2 separate regions of the Homo sapiens genome follow, and region 2 is linked to region 1. Evidence: chromatin contacts called from ENCODE POLR2A ChIA-PET data. All regions are on one chromosome and are shown on one strand. The core of a region is the stretch at or near the end of the contact, and the rest is flanking DNA. Distances in the headings are between cores, read along the strand shown.

The links. ChIA-PET counts read pairs that join two places held with the same protein, here RNA polymerase II (POLR2A).
Region 2: POLR2A ChIA-PET joins it to region 1 with 14 read pairs in BJ. The contact joins two enhancer-like sites. POLR2A ChIA-PET finds 5 or more read pairs at or near these places in 2 of 52 experiments (BJ and activated naive CD8-positive, alpha-beta T cell).

What each region holds. Positions count from the first base shown.
Region 1 is chr10:3,736,784-3,744,660 of GRCh38, forward strand. All of the region lies in intron 1 of LOC105376360 (a long non-coding RNA gene), which reads left to right. Among named protein-coding and RNA genes, the nearest start is that of KLF6, 44 kb to the right of the region's middle. RefSeq lists enhancers at 2,787-3,986, 5,560-5,699. Within about 2 kb of position 3,773, at least 6 of the 41 ENCODE cell types and tissues checked have a DNase peak (open chromatin) inside an H3K27ac peak, as active enhancers do.
Region 2 is chr10:4,077,237-4,085,113 of GRCh38, forward strand. It overlaps LOC107984195 (a long non-coding RNA gene), which reads left to right. Exons shown (of 10, transcript NR_176060.1): 5 at 2,101-2,202; 6 at 3,097-3,150; 7 at 5,053-5,139; 8 at 5,448-5,583; 9 at 6,040-6,139; 10 at 6,635-7,014. Among named protein-coding and RNA genes, the nearest start is that of MIR6078, 90 kb to the left of the region's middle. RefSeq lists an enhancer at 6,182-6,694. Within about 2 kb of position 4,525, at least 8 of the 41 ENCODE cell types and tissues checked have a DNase peak (open chromatin) inside an H3K27ac peak, as active enhancers do.

The DNA of each region.
Region 1 (7,877 bases), core at 2,523-5,022:
TTGGAGGGGAATGGGGCACAAACGTTGTCTATTGCACCGTTTTTATTCATTTAAAAATGTTGAAAGAGGATTAAAAATAAGAATAAAAAACTCTCAGCCTAGAACATGCTATTTGCCAATGAGATTTTCTTTTTATTTTATTTTTAAAGATCAACACCACTTACTTTCCCAAGCTTATTTTGAAAGTTGACTTAACAGAAATAATAAGAGGCTTAAAATTTACAATTTCCTTTACCTAGAAATTCCATAAACAATCTAAAAGGCAAACAGAAAATTTGAGGAAAGTTTCCAACATATATGATAGGAAAAAGTTAACATTCTTAGACTATAAATGACTGACATTATTTGAAAAGGCACACACTTCAATAGCATAATGGGCAAAGAATATAAACAAGTAATTTAGAAAAAAAACCGTATGGCCATAAAAAAAGAAAAAATATATATATGTATATATATATATATATATGAAATTATTTAGCCTCAATAGCATTCAAAGAACTATAACATACCAGATACTATTTTCACCCATCAAAAGTCAAATATTAAAAATAAGTTATAGTATCCAATGTTGTCCCACATATGAGGAAGTAAACAGCCTCCTACACTATTGGTGGAAAACAAATTAATACAACCTTTTTGTAAACTAATTTGCTTATTCCTATTAAAAACCTTTAAAATAAGTACATCCTTTTGTCCAATAAGTTTACTTGGAAAGATTTATTATAATAATTATAGCTATACTCAAAGATTTAACTTAAATATGTTCATTGTTTATATCTGATCAAATATTTGTACAATCTGGTGACCAGAATAATACATAGTATAACCCCATTTTTGTGGAAACAAATATTTATATGTACAGTTGACCCTTGAACAACATGGGTTTGAACTACTCTAGTCCACTTGTGTGTGGATTTTCCAATGAATATATTGAAAACTTTTTTGGAGATTGTAACAATTTGAAAAACCTTACAGATGAGCTGCTTAGCCTAGAAATCCTGAAAAAATTAAGAAAAAGGTATGCCATGAATACATAAACTATATGTAGATACTAGTCTTATTTATATGTTAATCAGCTGTTCATGCTATCAGTAAGGCTTCCTGTCAGGAGTCAGCTATCAGTAGTTAAATTTTAGGGGAGTCAAAAGTCATATGTGAATTGTATTCGTCCGTTTTCACCCTGCTGATAAAGACATACTTGAGACTGGGAAGAAAAAGAGGTTTAATTGGACTTACAGTTTCATGTGGCTGGGGAGGCCTCAGAATCACAACGGGAGGTGAAAGGCACTTCTTACTTGGTGCTGGCAAGAGAAGATGAGAGAGAAGCAAAAGCAGAAACCCCTGATAAGCCCATCAGATCTCATGAGACTTATTCACTATCATGAGGACAGTATGGGGGAAACCACCCCAATGATTTAAATTATGTCCCACCAGGATACAATTCAAAATGAGATTTCGGTGGGGACACAGCCAAACCCTACATGAATATTTAACTGTGCGAGAGGTCAGTGCCTATAACGCTTGCATTGTTCAAGGGTCAACTGTATATAATATATAGTTAAAAAAATACATAAAAGTATACACAGCAAAGAGGTTACTCTGGAGTGGCAGAATTTTATATTATTTTAATTTTTTCTCTGTTAATCTATGTGGACTATTTTTCCTTTAATAATCATGTGCTATGCCCTTAGATGTATTTATTATGTGAAAAAAGATAGTTATTCCTTTATTACTAAAAATAAATGCTTCTAGAATAAATAAGTAAAAGTAATATAATTATTTGGTACAGATTTTTAATAAAATGGTGTTAAAGAATAAAAATTCTTACATATGCAAGGAAGAATCAGAATGTGTATAACAAAAAAGCAATAGTCTTCATGTGTGATTATGAATTGTGAGATGTTTATTTTCTTCTTGTTCTCATCCACACTGTCTAATTTCTCTGTAAGAATGTTGATTACTTTCTAAGAAAACATAGTTTAATTGGCACCTTGGGGTTGTGGTGAAACAGGCATCCTGATGCCAGTATAATTGGCTACAGCCTTTCTTAAAAACAATTTTCAAATTCCTTTCACTATCCTTAAAAGATGACAGTGTTTTACATAGTGATTCCATTCCTGTTGATCTATCTTAAGGATATAATCAGAATATTGACTCAAGACTGTTGTTTTTCCAGAATTCTTTCAAATTGAAAAAAAAAATTTAAAAAGAAAAGAATATCTAAATAAATAAAGTATATCAATATAATGAACTATTGTGCAATCATTAGAATGATTTCTAAGTGTTTTTTACATAGTAACTTGTTATTGAACATTTAGTTTGAGTCATACGTTATATCAAAAGTTTCACCATGCATGAGTTCATTTGATTCTCTCAACAAACCTGTGAATTAATATTGTGACCATGATTAGTCACATGAGAAAACTGAGGATAAGAGAAAACTATAAGACTCTTATGTGACAAAATGTCTAAACAGAGTAACTATTTGAATCCAGCCCCTATGGATTTTGCTACTACTATCTGGAAATGATAAAGCAAAATCAGACACTACCAGTGATTTAATGCTAAGAGGAAAAAAAGTCATCACCTAAATTGTATCCTATTAAAATAGACATATAGGCATAGGAAGAAATAGAGCAAAACATTCATAGACACAATATGGGCATGGCAAGTTTTCAAATAATTTTTATTTTTTTAAAATTTTGTTCCTTTCTGTGTTTCTCAAATGTACTACAATGCACATGTATTATAAGAAGAAAAAAATAGACCGGGCACGGTGGCTCATGCCTGTAATCCCAGCACTTTGGGAGGCCGAGGTGGGCAGATCACGAGGTCAGGAGATGGAGACCATCCTGGCTAACACGGTGAAACCCTGCCTCTACTAAAAATACAAAAAATTAGCCGGGCGTGGCGGCGGATGCCTGTAGTCCCAGCTCCTCGGGAGGCTGAGGCAGGAGAATGGAGTGAACCCGGGAGGCAGAGCTTGCAGTGAGCCTAGATCGTGCCACTGCACTCCAACCTGGGTGACAGAGCAAGACTCCATCTCAAAGAAAAAAAAAAAAAAAGAAGAAGAAAAAAATAAGGTAGCTGTAAGTAACCAAAAAAATACATTTTCAAACGGGGGTTATTCTCATGTTTGGCATGTGTCATATAAACACTAAACAGTGCTAGAATAATGGGTAACTTGACTTTATACACACTGTGCTTTATCATAATTCTGCAGAAAATGATACAAAATATATCACTTGACTTAGAATATGAAGGTCAATATATTTTGTAATTAGGTATTTGACAAATGCTTTCCTGTAAGAGCTCCTCGCTTTATAAATATGGACTCACTGATATCGATGATAAAATAAATATCAAAGTTTGTCATCCACAGGGGAAGGATGTTGAGATAAGATTTTCGTTTCACCCTTTACCCACTCATATGGTATGAGAGGAACCCCAGCAGAGCAGGAAGTTCAGGTAACATTACTCAGCATTACTCAGTCTCTTCTGAGCTGTTTCTTTCTCACTTGCTGTCTTACATCCTTCAGATATTACTTTTTACAAGACTTCAAACACTAATAAAATGATACACATTAGTAAAAGAGAAAAATCCATTATATAACCCTTCAGAATAGACTAAAGGAGCAGAGTCCATAAAAGCTGAATCATCCCATTGTGTAGGTCCCTACCAAAAACACTTGACTTATCAGCTGAGCCAGGAAACCTCATCTTCAGTACACATGAGATATCAGTAGCTGTTTCACAGGTTGGTCATCAAGGGAGGCATTTAGGTAAAGATTCGCATTCTGACTTTATCACTCACTAACTGGAGAATTGCAGCAAGTTACTCAAGCCCTTAATACCTCTGTTTTCTCAGTATTAGGAATGCAGAGTAATGTCTATTACATAGGGCAGTTGTGAAATTTGGGCAAGAGAGTGTGTGTTAAATCCAGAGGCTGACACATAATTAAGTATTCAACTCAGTCAGCGAATGTGTTTACTAAGTGCCAAGTCACCCACTGAAATCAAACCTGTCCGTGGTGCCACAGATACAGCTGTAAGAATGCAGCCAAAACCCTGTCCTCCGCCAGCTCATATTTTAGTGATCCTTATTGTACAGGTCTTGAATTTGACCAATCAGCAGACATAGTGGTTTTTGTTATAATAAAATCTAGATTAAACATATTTATTGGATAATTTTTAAATCTTCAGAAAAAGATTCACAAAATAATATTTTATATTGCAATGTATATTTTTACTTGATTGGTAAAATTAAGATCTTTAATCCACTTTTCTTTCTTTTTTTTTTTTTTTTGAGATGGAGTCTCACTCTGTTGCCCCAGGTGCCCCAGGCTGGACTGCAGTGGCACGACCTCGGCTCACTGCAAGCTCCACCTCCCCGGTTCAGGTCATTCTCCTGCCTCAGCCTCCCGAGTAGCTGGGACTATAGGCACCCAACAACACACCTAGCTAATTTTTTGTATTTTTAGTAGAAACAGGGTTTCCCCGTGTCAGTCAGGTTGGTCTCGATCTCCTGACCTTGCGATCTGCCCACGTCGGCCTCCCAAAGTGCTGGGATTACAGGTGTGAGCCACTGTGCCCGGCTAATCCACTTTTCAGAAAGACTTTTTTGATAGTTAATTTTATGTCAACTTGACTGGGCAAAGGGATGCCCAGATAGCTGGTAAAAGTCCATTCCCAGGTGTGTTTTTGGAAGAGATTTGCATTTCATTTGACTTGATGGGATTGATTTTTGAATTGGTGAATGGAGGTAAAGAAGACCCACCCTCGCCAATGTGGGCATAATCCAGTTCTTTTGTAACCTCCCAGCGGGTTCACCTTGTTCGCTGCTTAGACAGAACCGATTTATCAAGACAGGGGAAATGCAATGGAGAAAGAGTAGTTCACACAGAGCCAGCTGTGTGGAAGCTGGAGTTTTATTATTACTCAAATCAGTCTCCCCGAACATTTGGAGATCAGAGTTTTTGAAGATAATTTGGTGGGTGGGGAGGGGCAGTGAGTTGGGGAGTGCTGATTGGTTGGGTTGGAGATGAAATCATGGAGCATCACTGTCTTCTTGGGCTGAGTTAGCTCCTGGGTGGGGGTCACAAGATCAGATGGGCCAGTTTATCCATCTGTGTGGTGCCAGCTGCTTCATCAAGTGCAGGGTCTACAAAACATCTCAAGCACGGATTTTAGAAGCAGTTTAAAGAGGTTCAGAATCTCGTAGCCTCCAGCTGCATGACTCCTAAACCGTAATTACTAATCTTGTGGCTAATGTTAGTAGCCTAGTTCCCAGGCAAGAAGGAGGTTTGTTTTGGGAAAGGGCTGTTATTGTCTTTGTTTTAAACTGTAAACTATGAACTAAGTTTCTCCCAAAGTTAGTTCAGCCTATGACAAGAATGAACAAGGACAGCTTGGAGGTTAGAGGCAAGATGAAATTGGTTAAGTTGGATCTTTTTCACTGTCTCAGTCATAATTTTGCAAAGGCAGTTTCACTTTCAGAGCCCAAACAGTACAAAAAATGTAGCGGAAGGGTGAATTTTCTTTCTGTGTTGTAGCCAGGACATCCATCTTCTCCTGCCCTCACGTTGGGAGCTTCTGGTTCTTAGGTCTTCAGATTTGAACTTGGGACTTGGGACTGAGCCACACCACCAGCATTCCTGGCTCTGCAGCTTGCAGACAGCAGATTGTGAGACTTCTAGGTCCTCATAATCTCAGCAGCCACTTCCGTTAATCTCTATATATACATATACATATACATGTGTGTGTTCATGTATGTGTGTGTGTGTAGTCCATGTATGTGTGCGTGTGTGTATAGTAACACTTTTGTTACTCCATTTAACCTTGATTACATAACATTCACAAGCAAGTGTTTAAATACAATTCTTTTTTAATTTGAATTGTTTGGTATTTTGTGGGCCTTTTGGTTTAAAGGCTCATATTATTTAGCTTTAAACAATATTCTTGTTTCATTTATTTTATAATTTCTGTTTTTCCAAGTTTATTTTGCTCTAACTCCTGCTATTTTTTTGCCTTCAAGTTTCATATATACATTTTTTGTCATATATATGCATGTGTGTGTGTGTGTCCTTGAAGACAAGAAATATATACATATGGACCTTGAAGACAAGGACTACACACACACACACACACACATGCACACACACATGCACACATGCATGCACATTTTATGTATTTGCATCTATACATGCATAGAGAGCATATATATGTATATGTGTATATATACGTGTGTGTGTATATATGTGTGTGTTTATATGCGTGTGTGTGTCCTTGAAGACAAGCAATGCAGTTGTTGTTTACATGTCCTGTGCCTATCACAATGCATGGGATATGATATGCTTTCAGTAAAGCTTGCTGAACAAATGCATGAATGAATGGGTTAGCAAAAATATTTTAACCTGCCTAAAAGAAACCATAAAATTTATAATTTTTTAAAGCAAGACTGTCATGTATATATCAACAGATAAATGAAAATTTGTTAGAGAAAAAAGAAAAAGCCCAGAATGAGAATATTATGTTCTCTTTATCCAAACTAACTCCTGTAGATGTGAAACTTGGAGAGAAAATAAACAGGATCATTTGCTTAGGATTTCTCTTCTAAGAGCTCTAAATATTGGAAACACACTGAGTAGCAATATTGCATCCAAATCTGTTGGTTAACAAATTAAAAATGTATAAAATAACAAACATCTTCCTTAGGGTAGGCCCATAAAAAATAGATTTACTAAATGAAAGAAGTAGTGTTTCAAAATAATTTCTATCACTAATTTGAAGGTTTTGCTTTATTGCATTTTTTGTTCAATACTGCTAAAGCAATTCTTATCATTTTTTCAGTGATTCTCAATTTTGAACACTTTTGTTACTCTGATTTAACCTTCATTATGTAACATTCCCAATCAAGTGTTCAAATGCAATTCTTTTTTTTTTTTTTTTTTGAGATGGAGTTTTGCTCTGTCGCCCAGGCTGGAGTGCAGTGGCACGATCTCGGCTCACTGCAAGCTCCGCCTCCTGGGTTCATGCCATTCTCCTGCCTCAGCCTCCCGAGTAGCTGGGACTACAGGTGCCCACCACCACGCCCAGCTAATTTTTTGTATTTGTTTTGTTTTGTTTTGTTTTTTTAGTAGAGACAGGGTTTCACTGTGTTAGCCAGGGTGGTCTCGATATCCTGACCTCATGATCTGCCCACCTCGGCCTCCCAAAATGCTGAGATTACAGGTGTGAGCCACCACACCCGGCTGCAATTCTTTTTTTAATTTGAATTGTTTGGTATTTTATGAGCCTTTTAGTTTAAAGGCTTATATTCTTTAGCTTTGAACAATATTCTTGATTTATTTCTTTTATAATTTCTGTTTTTCCAAGTTTCTTTTGCTGTAACTCCTGTTGTGTGTTTTTTTTTTTAATTAAGCTTTCCTGGAATCGTTATCTATATATTTTACTTTTCCCTATTTTTTCTGTATCTTTGTATTTTTCTCAATTAACTACTAGAATAATGTAAGTTAGTATTTGACATTTTGAAATCTTACCATCGATATCAGAGTCACAATTTATGGGGAAAGAAAGAAGGTTAAAACAAAGACAGCGCCTAGCATAATCTCTTTCGCAATAGTGCTGATTAGATTAACTACGTACTAAGTAGAGCAATAAAGTAGCTGCAGTGAATAGTGAGGAAGGACAAGCATCCCATTCAAGCAGCATCAGGAAACCTTTATCTGGCGCTCACCAGCTCTGTGCCCCACGCTGCTGATAGGTGATCAGCATGGCTTTGTCCTTGACCTTGAGGACTGAAAGCTTAATATTTCCTTTTCCTGCCTTCCTTTGCCATATTAAAACAATTCCAAACTGGTTTTGGTGGTGCATACCTG
Region 2 (7,877 bases), core at 3,275-5,774, 340 kb after region 1:
CTGGGAGAGGGTGGTCAGATAGAACTTTCTGCGTGAATGGAAATTTTCCCTATCTGTGCTTTCCCATATGGGAGCCACTTGCCACATATGTCTCTGGGACACTAGAAATGAGAAAAATGTGACCGAGACAGTAAAACTTTAAAATCTTTAAAAAATTGTTTTCAATAGCCATCGGTGGTTAGTTGTTAGTGTGTTGGGCAGCGCAGGTATATAAAGCCACTCCATCACCAAAACAGAAGTAGGGGTGGTAGGAATGTTGGAGAAAGACGGGGGGAGAGAGAGAGAGGAAGAGAGAGAGAGAGAGACAGACAGACAATAAGAGAAAAAGAGAAAGAAAAATCAAGTGTTTCTGAGATAATCGGTTGCAGGGCAACTTGTAGAACAAACATTGGAAGAGAAAGAATCTTTCACTCTCCAGTATTATACAGATCTTACTGGCAAATTAGGAAAAGCATCCATGTAAATATTCAAGTAGAATTGGTAAGAAAAATGAGCTCCTGGCCAGGCACAGTGGCTCTTGCCTGTAACCCCGGTATTTTCGGAGGCCATGGCAAGTGGATCACTTGAGGTCAGGAGTTTGAGACCAGCCTGGCTAACATGATGAAATCCCATCCCTACTAAAAATTAAAAAAAAAAAATTAGCTGGCGTGATTGTGCATGCCTGTACTTCCAGCTACTCAGAAGGCTCAGGTGGGAGAATCGCCTGAACCTGGAAGGTGGAGGTTGCAGTGAGCCGAGATTGTACTACTGCACCCCAGCCTGGGCAACAGAGCAAGACTCTGTCTCAAAAAAGAAGGAAAGAAAAAGAGAGAGAGAAAGAGAGAGAGAAAGAAAGAGAGAAACAGAGAAATAGAAAGAAAGAAAAAAGAGAGCAAGAAAGAAATAGAGAAATAGAAAGAGAGAGAAGAAAGAAAGAAAGAAAAAGAAAGAAAAAAAGAAAGAAAGAAAGAAAGAAAGAAAGAAAGAAAGAAAGAAAGAAAGAAAGAAAGAAAGAAAGAGAAAGAAAGAGGAAAAGGAAAGGAAAGGTGGGGGGAGGGGAGGGGAGGGGACAGAAGGGAAGGGAAGGGAAGGGACTCCTAAAATGAGAAAGAAGCTGGAGCTCCCTTCTGATTAAAACACCTGCCCCAGGGCAGAAGCTGTGGCCACCTTGATGCAGGCTGCACCCAGCAAAAGACACCCAGGGGCCTGGAGACAGAGCTGAGCAGTTGGAGGCTTTTGGAGGAACAGGCAGGTGTGTTCCCCTTCCTTGACCTATTTAGGAGACTCCCCTTCCTCTAATGAGGAGAAGGACTAAGGGGAAAGTGTATCTAGGCAGGACTCACTATTTGCCTGGCACTGGGCTGGCTGCTTACAAAGATTCTTCATTTCTATCCTGGAGTAATCGATTATCCCCAATTCACAGATATTGGAATTATTTATCCAAAAGATGAAGAAACAGTGATAACACAACAATAATAATAATTAACATTTAACTATAATTGAATGTATATTATGTGACACACACTAAACACTTCACACCCATATTTATTTTTCACAGAGATATTTTCATTAAGCAGTATTATAATTTTACAGATGAGAATAAGTGGAAACTAATTGTCTCATGGCATGTACATATTACATAGCAGAACCTCAATTTTAACTCAGATTTATTTAACTCTAAACTTAAATTGCATATACGTGTGTGTGTATATATATATATATATATATATATATATATATATATATACGATGCTATCTATAATGTCCATAATATCGGCCTTAATATATCATATATTACATGTATGCATAGAACCACATGTGTATGTATAAATATATACATTTACATATATATTATATGTCTTTAACTGGGGAAAGTTTTTTGGTTGGCAATAATGTTTTCTAAAAGAGAAGCCATCTTTCTGTATAAAAATGTGATGATCAGTAAAATCATGTCCGAGACCTTGAACAGGGTCTGAGCACAGCTGTAGAAAGTGTATTATGTACGTGTACGTGCAGTACTGTACCACATAGCACAGTTTGAGTCCAAGAGGGACGGCATATACAAGAGTGGTTCCATATGATTCTAATACTGTATTTTTACTGTACCTTTTCTATGTCTAGATATGTTTAGACACACACATCCTCACCATTGAGTGACAGTTGCCTGCTGTATTCACTACAGTTGCATGCTGTGCAGGTTTGTAGCCAGGGACAAGAGCCCAGGTAAGGCTGTTGTAGGCTCCTTCTATGGTGTTCCCACAGCAATGAAATCACCTAATGACACATTTTGCAGAACTCATCTCTCCTATCTCTGTTGTCAAGCAATGCATGATGGTATATATTTTTTTCGTTCAGAAATTGGTCGCTAATTAACACATTTTTTTTTTCTTACCAAACTTGAACTCCATAAGATAAAATAGAAAGATGTTTTTCACTTGGTCAGCATCCATTCTTCCATGTTTAACTCTTTTTTTTTTTTTCTTTTGAGATGGAGTCTCACTCTATCACTCAGGCTGTTTAGTGGTGCGATATCGGCTCACTGCAACCTCTGCTTCCTAGATTCAAGTGATTCTCCTGCCTCAGCCTCCCAAGTAGCTGGGATTACAGGGGCCCACCACCATGCCTGGTTAATTTTTAGTAGAGACGAGGTTTTACCATGTTGGCCAGGCTGGTCCCGATCTCCAATGTTTAACTTCTTATTCAGTCTTTGAACTTCCTCTCCAGACAATGGCTATAGCTGACAGTCATCCAGTATGTCACTGCTGGAGTACCGGAATATCAGTGGATGTTCTTGTTTTGCTACTTTAAGTGAGGTCTTAAATACCAAGCCTCAGAATCAGAGATGAAGGAAATTTTAGAGACTCGACCTAATTCCATAATTTAGAGACGAGGAGGCTGAAGTCCTTTAGTGTGAAATGATTTACTAGACCTCAATAGCTCATATGGTGAGGGTAGGATTTTATGATATAATTAATTTTCTAGCTGTTGGTGCAGATTCTTATATAATTTATGGTTGATTTTCATTTCCTGGTACAATTTTATTTTCTTCCTCTGTACAAAAAAAATTTAAAGAAAAATACTTTGTGGATAATAATAATACAATTTTTGTAAAAACAGGAAACTTAAATGTGACACTCTTTGCAAGGATGGAGTAAACAGGAAGTGAATAAAGTGAGTTGCAATTTGAATTACAAAAATCTCTCATCTTTGGTCACTAATGTACAGTTCAGAGCCAACATTCTTCGCTACCAATGAAAAGCTGTAATAATCATGGTGAACATAGCCTCTGTGATTTGTTGAGCACTTATTCTGTGAACATCTGTGCATCTGTTTGCTAGGCTGTTGTAACAAGGCACCAGAGATTGGGCGACTGAAACAACAGAAATCTATTTCCTGACAATGCTAGAAGCTGGAAGTCTGAGATCGAGGTGTCGGCAGGGTTGTGTCCTCCTGAGGCCTCTCTCCTTGGCTTACAGACAGCCATACTCTCCCTATATCTTCGGGTCATCTTCCCTCCACGTGTGTCTGATATCCTGATCTCTTCTTCTTACTAGGATACCAGCCATGTTGCATTAAGGCCCACCCCATCGCCCTGATTTTACCTTAATTACCTCTTTAAAGACGGTATCTCCAAATACAGTCACTTTGTGAGGTCCTGATGACCTCCTTCAACCCAGGAATTTGGGGAGGACACAGTTCAACCCATAATAGGCTATATATATCTAGCATGTATAATTTTTATGATAGAGCAGGGAGAAATGTAATGTCCTCATTTTACAGAAATATGAATTCAGAGAGATTAGTGACATGCTCAAGAGCAAACATTCTTTTGAATGAAGTGAGGTTTATGTATTATATTGTCACCCTTAGGTTTCCAAATCCTTACTTTTTCCACTATATCTGCAACACCACCTTTCTGACTGGAAAGAAAAGAGGCAGGGATTATATCACAGTGGCTTAGGCCTGTAATCCCAGAACTAGGAGGCTGAGATGGGTGGATCACCTGAGGCCAGGAGTTCGAGACCAGCCTGACCAACATAGTGAAACCCTGTCTCTACTAAAAACACAAAATTAGCCAGGTATGCATGCCTGTAATCCCAGCTACTTGGGAGGCTGAGGTAGGAGGATCACTTGAACCCGGGAGGCGGAGGTTGCAGTGAGCCGAGATTGCACCACTGCACTCCAGCCTGGGCAACAAGAGTGAAACTCCATCTGAAAAAGAAGAAAAAAAAAAAGGAGTGCTCTCAGTGGACTTTATCTGATCCTTTTAAGTGAGAACCATCATTTAAGGGATGTTCCCATACTCCCCACAACCTCAGGAGCAGATACCCCTCTAGTTAGAAGTAGAACTCTGGAAACTTTGTATGTATTTTAGTTTTCCAAATACATGTGTTTGGAGTTAGTAGTAAACCCTTGCAGTGTGTGTGGTGAGTGTGTTTGTGTTGGTGGGTGTATAGTGTTGTCTGTGTGAGTCTCCCTGCAAATCAGTGGCTGTGTGGATAAGTCAAAGCGGTCTCCTCCCTCATGCCGTGGGAGAGGCAACTAATGACCTCATGACGACTTCCAATCCTGTTTTGTGTCAAAGCCTTTAGGATCTAGCCAGTGACTGCTACATAGAAGGCAGTCTAGAGATTTGGCCAGAATCGCAGCAAAACCCAGGCCAAGAGTGTGGAGAGGGAGCAAGCCCACTCGAGCTGTGGCCCTGCCTTGCTTATGAAGTGACCTCAGATCACTGCTGCTCTCTGGTCCTCCACTTCCTAATGTGTAATTAAGGAAGTCACACAGTGCAACCTCTATCTTTAAGATCTAAAAAATTTGAGTTTTCTTGTGATGAACAGCATTCCAATCCCACTTACACAGAAAAAAAAAAAAAAAGCTCTGGCTTTAAAAATAAAACATCCAAAAAATTAAGACTAGAAAGATGATATTTAAGAGTAGTATTTTATTACTTTGAAAACATCTGGTATGAATTTGAAATTTCATTTTAAAATTTTTAATAGATTCCTCATTCTGTTTCTAGAAAATAGGTTAAAGTGAGTTGTTATGAAACCATGTTTCTAATTTTTATTTCAGATTCTATATTTCAACTAAAGCTCGCACTTGGGTGAAATCTTTCAACATATCTTTTGTTTAAGAAAAGTCAGAACAAGAATTTCCAAGGTACTGCTTATTTATTATAGAAAACTTAGAAAATATAGAGAAATGTACAGAAGAAAACAAATTCTCTCAAAATCTCAATTCATAGAGATACATACAAGGCATTTTTTAATGTATGTAATTTGTAATTTGTGTGTGTATGTGTGTAACAGGGTCTCATTCTGTCCCCCAAGCTGTAGTGCGGTGACGTGATCACGACTCACTGCAGCCTTGACCTCCTGGGCTTAGGTGATCCTCCCATCTCAGCCTCCTGAATAGCTGCAACTACAGGCATGAGCCACCATGCCAGGTTAATTTTGTATTTTTTGTAGAGATGGGGTTTCGTTATGTTGTCCACGCTGGTCTCGAACTCCTGGGCTCAAGTCATCCATCCACCTTGGCCTCCCAAGTTACAGGGATTACAGGCATGAGCCTCTGTGCCTAGCCATGATGTATGTAATTTGTAAGGTGAGATAACTGTCTTGTTGTTTTGCTTTGTCATCTATGTTTATATTGTTCTCTGTAAATCCTCCACTGGAAAAGTTTTTCCATCCAGACCTGAGTCTCATGAGCTACGGCTAAGATGTAATCACTCCCAAAGAAACATGCACTCTCAACAACATTTTTGACATACTTGATTGTTTACCATTGCTTTGCATGGAGGGGAATGAAATGGACCTTTTAGAATCAACTTGCCCAACAGTGGATCTAGGCCAGGCTGAGAAGAGGGTGCCAAGGCTGACATTTGAGTCTAGACAATGATGTCTCTCAAAATGCATTTTGCCCTGTGATTTTCCCCCAGCTCCTTAGTTTTCTAGCATAATTGATGGCCTTTGTGGGCCATAATCCAAAACCACTACACACAGGAAAAGGGCTGTCAAGCAGCAATAGTATAATAATTCATGCGTTATTATTACCATTTAGAGAAAACACCTATGCAGAATTGCAAGTTGTGATGGGCCCTTGAAAATCAACGTGTGTGCCGAATCCAGGTGGATGCTGTGACCTCACAAAAGCTGTGAAGGTGTGCTATCGCAGAGTGGAGGTGTGGCAAAGTCCAGATTCAAGAAAAGGCTGAAGTCAGCTTGTGTCCCTGACCTGGGATCTCAGCCTTAATCTCATGTTTAGAAGTGAGGCCAGTGCCATTGGCCATTGACATCCAGAAGATAAACTCTCATGGAATGACAGCTGACAAACAGCAGATGCCTTCAGACTGGCAGATTCTTCTATCTTGTGTTAATGCATCTTTATGGGAATTCACAATGTTCTCTAGGCAGGGGTCCAAGTGATAAGCACCAGAGCTTTGAAATAAGATAGTAGAAAGCGGGGTAGGCTGTGCTTTTGAAGTGCATTTTCCTGGCAAACGGAAGATGGCCCTCCTCATTCTGCCAAAGGGAATTCTAAGAGCCAAGATTGCATAAGAGGATTGCATTTTGGATGTTTTTAGGATGTGAGCTGAGGTAGGCTTAGCTCTGGCTCAAGGATTTCAAAGTAACTGACTTGTTTTGTGTACTTTCAGCTCTCTGCAACTCTTGCTGAATTTTGGCATCTTTAGCAGAGCAGGAGCAATCAGCATTGATAAACAGATTTCCTCTTGTATGGGTGCCTTGCCAGTGCAGGGATGTGCAGTGATCTTTCACCCTCTCAGCTTTCCTCTCGATACTGCATTCATCATTTCAAGAGCTTTCAGGAATGTGGGCCGTGCTGACATTTTGTAATGTCTATCAGGAATTGAGATTTTAGGGTAACAACATAAAATGTTCCTAAGGTGAAGGTTTTGTTGTTGTTTTTGTTGTTAATTGCCTACATTATGACAGTTTTGTACTTAATTATCACCACATATCTAGCTGCTTGAAAACTGTTTCTTTTTTAAAAATACAAAGCAATAAAAATATAAACTTAAATTTCTTTAGCTTTAATATATCTTGGTTCACCTCCTCTAATTAATTTGCCATTCAGCTCATTTCATTAATGTATAATAAAATAACAATTTGACATTTGGATAAGTTAGTGAATTTGGGGCTTATGCTTTTCAAAGCTGATACTTGTTTTCTCTTAGGTTTTTATTATTGTATTAGAGCCATATAATAAAGGAAGAAAAAAAAAATAAAAAAATCCATGGGATTAAAGAAGAAATTATGTTGATTAAAATGTGTCATTTGAGCCAGATGTTCTAGAAGGAACTGCATGGGATGTGTCTTTAGAAATGCTCTGTGTCCTCCACTGTGAGAGCAGAAGACGTCTCTGCATAGTCCTCTGTTCAAAACCCAAACTATAGATTGACCAGTACTCTCACATTAAAAAGCAGGGTTTGAAGGATACATTTACCCTCAAAAGGTAACTCGGCACTCAAAATTTATAGATCAGTCTTACCCATGACATAAATCCATGGAGGAATAAAACTTAATTTGTAACTTAGGGGATGCAACATTCAGGTTAAATGTGATAAAAATATGTGATGATGGACTCCCTACAAAGGAACCGGTGAGAAGGTACCCTAGCTACTGAGAAGCATTTTGTGACTAAAGGACCTTATGGGTTATTGATGATTATTTACATTCTACCAGAACTGTTAAAGCCCTGAAAATTACCTTTACACTTTTTTTTTTCTTTTAAGACGAAACCTTGCTGTGTCACCCAGGATGGAGTGCAGTGGCACTATCTCAGCTCACTGCAACCTCTGCCTCCTGATTCAAGCAATTTTCCTGCCTCAAGCAACTCTACTGCCTCTCCAGTAGCTATAATCCCAGCTACTCCTGTAA